Regions from separate parts of the Homo sapiens genome. Here region 2 is linked to region 1. A link is an interaction called in ENCODE POLR2A ChIA-PET data of the cell type or tissue named here. Cell type or tissue: Panc1. All regions are shown on one strand. Links, peaks and the distances in the headings refer to the core of each region. The heading gives the core; the rest is flanking DNA.

Region 1 (4,400 bases), core at 233-4,232:
GGCTGTCCTCTTGACTGTTAAAGATGGAGCTTTGATATTTACAGATGGGTCATGGAGCCTGGTCCCTAATAGAGGGACATAGGAGGGAGGGGAATTGAGGAACTAGAGGTTTTCGACAAACAGCCAGCAAGACTCCCCATGGAGAAAAAAATCCCATCCCACTAGGTGGCGCTGTAGGATCTGAGATGTTAGGTAAAAACTCTGACTCCATCTATCCAGGCAGAAGTTAGAGAGGTTTGGGGTTTAATAGGCTGTCCCCAGCGGAATAAAATTAACTTGTCTCATAAAGAAACTGTTTAAATTCATTGGGCAGTGCTGAGCTTTCACGTGGAGGGAAGAAATAACCCAAAAGGAGAAGGAAACAATCCAAATGGAGAGGGAAGAGGATATTCACTTGGGGTGAAATATCCCCTTATATAGTGCCATCAGTGTCTATCATTGAGGACAAAAAGCCCTTACTAGGTGAAAATTTAAACTGATCTTGAATTTACCCTGTCTCCAGGAAATCACAAACACAACAACTCTTTGTCTTAGTAATCAGGAATGTAACTCAAAGAGTTGTTGTGTTTGTCAGTTGGTGTCTTAGTAATCAGGACTGACTCTACCCAGCAAGACTCTGTCTCTAGGATGCAAAAACACCTGTAACATTGCATAGAAAGAAGGGATAAGAGGCATGATAGCCCTGAAAAGAAAGAAGGAAAATGCAGTAGGAAAAGACTGGAGGTCCTTGTGCCAGCACCCTGACGGCTGTCGGGGACTGGAGATAATACTGAGGGGTAGCCCCAGCCAGAAACCTTCAGTTGCCCTAGGACCTCCTTCCAATCCCATGCAATGTCTGGGCCCTTTGTGAAAGGAAACTGGATTGGAATAGACAAGAAACCTCAGAAATGAAAGTAAAAGGGTAGAGGTCCGCTCTTACTCACCCTTCTGATGATCCCTTCTTCCTGCACCTAAATATGTTGTAGTTTTGCCAATGCACCATAATGTAGCAGTTTCTTGTTCTCTGAACTAGTACCTGGCTTCTTTGTCCTGCGTCCAAGAAAATTGAGCATGGACACAAGGGTGGGGGTGGAGCAAAAGTTTAATAAGAGAGAGAAGAAATGCTCCACAGCAGAGAGGGGAGTCCGAGTGGATTGCCGAGTTACAGCTAAATCCAAAAGCTTTTGTAAGAAACTCTTCTCATCTCTGTAGCAGTTTGAGCAACTTCTCTTATCAGTAAAGCTGTCTGTGCAATTCCCCTTATCTTATGCAGCTGTGGGTATGCCTCTAGGCACGCACAAAGTGCTGCTTCTCTTGTTTAACTGTGGGTTTGTTTTAGGTAAGCCCCCATCCTCTCTGTGCCAGTTTCCATGGAGCCCACCATGTATATGCCTGAAAAGGGGAGGAAACTTTTTCCTGAGAGCTCACTAATTATGGAAAGAACAAAGGGCTTCTGTACTGGACCATGTCTGCTTATCTGTGTGTAGGTGTAGCCTGAGTTTTTTTTTTCCCCAGGTTGTTTTAATTTTACCTGTTGCTGTGACTTTTCAGGCAGACCATTTCTGCAGTCTGAGTTTGCCCCAACTGATTTTTCCTTTCCTTCTGCCTCAGTTCTAGAGGGTATCTCAAAGTAGAAAGATTGTGGGGTGAAGAATAGACATTACTGAGAACAAAATATAAGAGGCATTTCAAAAATATTATCCCCAAAGCAATTCAGGAAAGAACTATGGAGCCGCTGTTATGTGTTATATGCTGGGAATATGGTAGTGAGCAAAATAGCTGAGGCTCCTGTCTTTAATGAGCTTACAGTCTTGAAAATTTTGTAGGGAAGATTTCTATGCAAGGGCATAGAGGTATATACAAAAGGATGATTATTGAAACATTATTATGAAATCAACAGAAATGCCCATCAATAAGGAAGTAATTCAGTAGACTATGGAACAGCCATACTATGGAACAGCCATACTATGGAATATTCAATAATGTATTGAAACATTATTATAATGTTTTCATTCTTATTAAAAGAATTATGTAAGTCTTATACATGCTCACATGGGAGAAAAGTCTATACGTACTCATCTGAACATGTATTCTATATACATACCAGACATGTCTACATGAGTAGACAAAATATTAAAAACTATATACAGCCAACTATTAACAATGATTTCCTCTAGGAGATGAGATTTGACATCTATTAGGGGATATCTCTCCTCCTCAGAAAAGGGAAGTAGAAGCTCTTTTAGGGAGAGGTGGAAAATCTGGAGGGAACAAGAGGATTGAATGTGACAAAACCTGCTGAAGAGAGGCAGGGAGGGAACTTTCACCTTTATGTCGTAAACTTCTATGTTGTTTGAATTTTGTACAACAAACTATGCATTACTTTGTAATTCTTAAGACAAAGAATATAAGTAAGAAAAACACATACCAATAGAGTTATTCTGGCACACAACCTGGTTTACATTTTTTGAATTATTATTTCTAAACTATACATTGGTGAAAGGAGATGGAAACATTATACAACACACAACACAAAATTATGCTCTATTCCAGCTCTGTTGTCCCCTGTCCTCTGTAAGAACGCAAGGCCTGCAGATGTTCCCCAAATGGAGGTCCCTAGGACAGCAAAGGTGCCCCTCACCACCTTCTGTCACCTTCACCCCACCCTTTTCCTCCCTCCTTCAGCCCCTTGATGTTTCTAATTCCGTCCTGTCTCCCATTCAAAGTTTCTATCTTGCCCTTTTCCCCAAGTTGCTATCTTCTGCCTTAGAAGCAAGTCCCAAATTTCCTTTCATGTTTTACGTATTTTCACCAATTCTGGTGTCCGTTGTAAATCAAAATTGCTGTCTTTCTCACCCAGTTCTGCTGTTTTAAGCCCAGTAGTTAGGGTCAGAAGAAGAAAAATGTTGCCTGAGTCCCCATCTGGGTTATAGTTTGTTTGGGGGGATTATTATCCTCACCCATCTAAAATTAGGCATACCTTGCTCTGCCTGCTTCAGTTTCTCTCCAGAAACATTACATCTTCCTACAAGATCTGCTTTTCCCTACTACTGTGTTTTTGAACTTATCCTGAAAGAGTGTTTGGTCCCTCCCAACTTTGGGTTACACTGCAAAGTACTCTTTCAGAATCAAAATGAGTCTTTACCAGTCCCTGTTTGGGGTTTCTTCTATTTAGGAAGAGGCTTCTGGAAACTGTACTCCTGCTACAGTTGTTTCAAATAGTTGTGTAGAACAACTAAGCTCTTTAGCTAATTTAAAAGCTCTAAACAATATTATCACTTTGTTCATTCCACAGTAAATTTCTGAATGCTTGCTATATGCCTCAGGTCAACCTGTTTAATATCTTTCTGAATATTTTAGTAAAACATAGCAATATAGTGTGTTTAGCTTTCAAACGCAGTAATATAATGGTTTATTTAGCAAGTGAAATAAATCTCTTGTGCCAAAAGCTCATTTCAAAAAGGAAAATAACTAAGGTCCAGGTCATGAAAAAAAAAAAAAAAAGCCAACCACCTGATAGCTGTAAATACTATCTTAAGTGTCCTCAGCATAAATTCACAAATTAAGTCTTTTTATTACAGAATAAGTATTGGTTATGCAGTAGCTTTACCTAGGAGTAACTTTATCTCATAACAGCTTCTCTCTTTTATCTTGCATTTCTGTTAAATTTTGAAGGCTATATTTCATTCACTTACCGTAGTTAAGTCGATAGTATGTAATCCAATCAGCAAATATAGTCAGCTTGGAGCCAAGCAGTATAGATTACCTGTAAATAAATATGATGAAATTTTCTCTTTACAGATGCAAGTATTGGCATTATGATGAAAACTTGCTCACTTCGAGCGTTGTCATTGTCTTCCATAATGAAGGATGGTCAACCCTCATGAGAACAGTCCACAGTGTAATTAAAAGGACTCCAAGGAAATATTTAGCAGAAATTGTGTTAATTGACGATTTCAGTAATAAAGGTAATGGCTGTGAAACTCACATTTTGTCTATAAAATAAGTTAAGCATGAATAATTGCAAAAAGGTGATTTCAAAATAATTAGCTTTAAAAAATTAATAGCATCTATTGATAGCATCTGTTATCAACAAGTTGACACTGTGCCAAGCATTGTATGTGAGTTATTTTGTTTAATACTAACAGTAATCCTTTCAGTGGATATCATTATGTCCATTTTACACGCTCAGAGATGTACAAGTAGTACACAAAAATTTGGTTGTACACAAAAATTCAGTAAAGTATACCACTGATTATAATGTTAGAAGCGAAGATAAACATAGGTAGCATGAAAATATCGTTCAAAATGGCTTTATAAAAAAGCTTCCTCCAAAATTTAATTGAGAATTCTTGCAGTCTGGATAAACCTTTGCTGGTTTTGCAAGGACATGATTAGAATCTTGAAACTGTACACATATG
Region 2 (4,400 bases), core at 318-4,317, 300 kb before region 1:
TTTTTTTTTTAATTTCAATGACCCAATCTCCCAAGTTATCAAAAACCTGCACTCAAAAGCAGCTGTCAGAGTCTTATAGCTGATTATAAACTGCCGTTTGTAAAGGATCAAAACAAGATAACAATTATCTGTGGAAAACAAAAATCTTAGTATAGCCACAATTAAAGACAAAATCAACAAGGAAATCTGGTCATATCTGTGGCACACAATAATTTAACATAACCATTATTAATCATAAAATATACTGAGACATATCAGAATTACAGGAATCTTACAAAGTTTTGAAGCACAAATTTATAACACATTTCTATGAATATAACTCAAAGAAAATTAAAAACCATTTTATATTTGAAAATGCTTTCTGTATGATTTTAATATACCAAATAAGCTGAATATGTCCCTTTTTGGAATTCAGGGGACCTAATTCTTAAAAAGTTAATGAAGCCAAAAAAGACTTAATTTATAATTTGATTTTGGAAAGTTTGTCAAATATCAAAGATTTAAAACACTTGGTATCATAAAATAGAATTCCATGTCACTATAAGTAATTTCTTTAACAAAAATGATAACTCAAAAATTTTAAAAAGACTTAAACTTTTACTCATTAATAGAGGGGAGATTCAGCTTTCCAACCAACAAGATCCAATAAAGACAGTATGAAGACAACTGAATCTATCTCTTCTCTCTTTTTGCCTTTTTTCTGTAGTTGATTTAAAAGGCAAAATATATTTTATTATCTCAATATTACATGAAAATCTTGTTCAAAAGAGAAAATCCTATTTTACTTTTGTATTCACGTATGATTTATGTTAAACCCAGTTTTTGTTTTTTTTTGTTTTTTTTGTTTTGAGACAGAGTCTTGCTCTGTCACCCAGGCTGCAGTGCAGTGGCATGATCTCGGCTCACTGCAATTCTCTGCCTCCCAGGTTCAAGCGATTCTCCTAACTCAGCCTCCTGAGTAGCTAAGACTACAGGGGCATGCCACCACACTCAGCTAATTTTTGTGTTGTTTTTTTTTTAGTAGAGACGGGATTTTGCCATGTTGGCCAGGCTGGTCTGGAGCTCCTGACCTCAAATTATCCTCCCACCTCAGCCTCCCAAAGTGCTAGGATTATGGGCATGAGCCACTGCTCCCAGCCTAAACCCAATTTTTAATAAAACCTCATAAACAAATTTATCTCATTTTAATTAGTGTGTAAGCATAAGATATGGTTTTGACAACTCCATTATTACTTTATAATTTCTTGTTAAAAAGCAGATCAATATTTTAAGAAAATCTTGTTATTTTGACACAGAGCCCAGTTCCGGCCCTGCATTTTATTTTAATGTTTCATTTATGGGAAAACTAAATAATATCCTTTTAATTTTAGCCAATTTGCTCACACACAGAATTTCTCTTACAAGATGAATCTATCATAAACCTTATAAACTTGCTTAAACTTTTAGTTCTATCTTCTCCTTTATTAAATTTAGAACAATTCCTAAACCCTCTAAGCTAGACCCAAAAAACCAAATTCGTATGTGTTTTTGCCAATAGCATACAACTCCTATTTTTAAGCATAAGCAATTTTAGTTATGTACCAGGTGCAGAGCCTAGGACACAGGACAGAACTGCAGATAATGTCTGACTCTTTCCAACTAGCTAAGGGACATGGCTAAATCCACATGTCCTCAGGCCTTACTTACGATTTAAAATTTGGAAAATATTTCTAAAGCAGGCAAGAAGACACCTATCAAAAGTCACAGAAGCGGTGTGTAACTTTAAAGCCTCTAGTAAATACAGTATCTGAACTGCCTAATTTAGATGAAATGTCTAAATTGTGAAGACATTTTTATTTTATTTTACCAATAATCTTTAAAACTGTCTTTATTTTTCAAAGCTTATTAGAGTCCTGTGAACTAAAAGGCATTAAAGTTTCTATTTTTCTGGCAAAATAATTTGATTTAAGTGCTTATTTTTAAAGGCAATTAATTAGAGCTCTTTTATTTATTTTAATAATGAGGCATCACACATACACACAACATATATGAATACACAGAAGCAGATCTGGTAGAATCTGCTGCTTTTAATTTTTTAAACAGTCTGGGTAGCACCAGCTAATCCATCAGAATGCAGGGTCTGAAAAATACCTCAAACGTCAGTCTTAGGTTTTACAACAGTGATGTTATCTATAGGAGCAACTGGGAGGTTATTATCTTGTGGCCTTTGGCTGCATGACTCCTGAGCTATAGTTTCTAATCTTGTGAATAATTTGTTGGTTTTACAAAGGTCATCGGATCGCTAAGCAAGCAGGGAGTTTATTTTGGGGAGAAGATGTATTGTCTTTTTTTCAAAGTTCAACTATAAGCTAAATTACTCCAAAAGTTAGTTCACCCTACCCCTAAGAATGAACAAGGGCAGCTTGGAGGTTAGAAGTGAGATCAGTCGATGAGGTCAGATTTCTTTCACTGACATAATTTTCCTATGTCAGATTTGTCTCACTGCCATAATCTTTGCAAAGGCAGTTCATCTCATGAACTGAATTGTGTCCCCCCAAAAATTCGTATGTTGAAGCCCTAATCCCCAATTGTCTGTGTTTGAAGATAGGGTGTTTAGAAAGTGAAACAGGTCCTAAGGGTGGTGCCCTAATCTAATAGGACTGGTGTCCTGATAAGAAGAGAAGAGACACCAGGGATGTGTGCACACAGAGAAAAGGCTATGTAGGGACACAGGTAAAAAGTGGCCATCTGCAAGCCTAGGAAAGAGGCCTCATAGGAGGCCAAATCCTGCTGACACCTTGATCTTGAGCTTCCTGACTCCAGAACTGAGAATCTCTCTTGTTTAAGCCACCTAATCTGTGGTATTTTGTTATAGCAGCTCTAGCTATATACCAAAACCATTCCAGGTGCCAGTTACAGAGGTGATTAAGGCAAGCTTCTCCTGAAGAATGGCTTACTGGCATGAGGTTACATTACAGACCACTGCAAGAAATAGACCCCACTCAGCCTCTCATGGCTACTTGATGAGCTTTCACTTGATATGGCCTGGACTGGCTGATTAGGTTGTGCATGCAATGGGGCTAATTAGAACTAGAACTAGACTACTGTTCGCTTCCCTCAAAACCTCTTTTGTTTTGCTCTGTTATCATTTTGTTTTGTTCTGTTCTGCTTTATTTTCAGGGAGAAATAATCTCACTGTCTTCCCAAGAAAGGATAAATCTTGGCTTTTCCGGGCATGGTGGCACATGCATGTACTCCCAGCTACTCGGGAGGCTGAGGCAGAAGAATCACTAGAACCCAGGAGGCGGAGGTTGCAGTGAGCCGAGATTGTGCCACTGCACTCCAGCCTGGGCAACAGCAGAGAAACTCCATCTCAAAAACAAACAAACAAAAAAAATATTGGCTTTTGACACCCACCCTTCATATCACAGTCCGACCAAACCCCAACCCGTTCATTGTCAGAACTATCCACTCATTGAATCTAGCATGATTCATTGCATCCACAGTAAGAAATTTGAGGAGGGAGATTAAATAAAATGCTTAAATGAGAAGCACGTATGAGATTTTTCAGAAAGCTGACTGGAGCATTCACATATTATCAGATTACTACAATAACTGTTGTATAAGATGGTGCCCTGGGTAGCATTTCTGATGTCACTGGTTTGGAAGGAGTATATTTGCTTTTTTTATAGAAAATATCAATCAGTTTTCCCTATCAGTTTTGCATGAATTTTCCTTGCTACAGGAAACAGTGATGGACTGCTGGTCAGTGTGACTTGGAACTTTAAGGCTAGACCTTTGAAATTCAACAGTTTAGGTCCCCATTAGTTTGATTTTAGAGCAGGAGTTAAGAAATAGTTTGAAGATGTATTTTTACCACACCTCAGCTGTGAGCTCCACAAAACAGAAAGGCCATTGCTTTATAATTTAAGGCTCACAGAGAAATATTTCAGGGAAGTAGTTATACCATGAAATACTTTACAAATGTTACATTACAGTTTCATATGCCAAATGAAATTTGACATTTTCACCTTTGTTCCCCTTAAAGAGCCAAGTCATCTCTTTTAATATGTTGAATGTGTTTAGCAGTGCTGACATTCGCAATAGATAACCCAGACCGTGAATTATTTTACCTGAAAATAAAGACAATTTGCAGGCCTTCCTTAGAAGACCGGCTATTACACTCAAGAATGGGCTCAAGAGAATCTACTTCTCTAGAGAACTTGAAAAGCCCCATGGGTCTCAGGGGTTTTGCTGCCATCCTGTCCAGGGCTAAAAGGTCATATCCTCAGAACCAGTCCCATGATTTTGATTGCAGGTCTTCATGGACTAATGGTCCTGAATCTTACACAGAGCTTAACAACTGTATATTAGACCATATTTTCAACCTGCTCACATTTCAACCATCTGACCTGACTTCA

The links. Peaks named below come from ENCODE experiments on the same cell type or tissue, not always from the same donor. Only the 100,000 strongest peaks of a DNase experiment are listed, where the experiment ranks them.
Region 2: POLR2A ChIA-PET joins it to region 1 with 7 read pairs; 2 of 35 experiments call an interaction of 5 or more read pairs at or near these places.

What each region holds. Positions count from the first base shown.
Region 1 is chr4:173,288,328-173,292,727 of GRCh38, forward strand. It overlaps GALNT7 (polypeptide N-acetylgalactosaminyltransferase 7), which reads left to right. Exons shown (of 12, transcript NM_017423.3): 3 at 3,781-3,947. It overlaps LOC124900812 (a long non-coding RNA gene), which reads right to left and starts at 1,155. Exons shown (of 3, transcript XR_007058367.1): 1 at 1-1,155. In Panc1, for the core only: a CTCF peak has its summit at 358; no DNase peak of the experiment used is centred there; H3K27ac peaks cover 2,053 bases.
Region 2 is chr4:172,990,569-172,994,968 of GRCh38, forward strand. All of the region lies in intron 10 of GALNTL6 (polypeptide N-acetylgalactosaminyltransferase like 6), which reads left to right. Among named protein-coding and RNA genes, the nearest start is that of GALNT7, 180 kb to the right of the region's middle. In Panc1, for the core only: no CTCF peak of the experiment used is centred there; no DNase peak of the experiment used is centred there.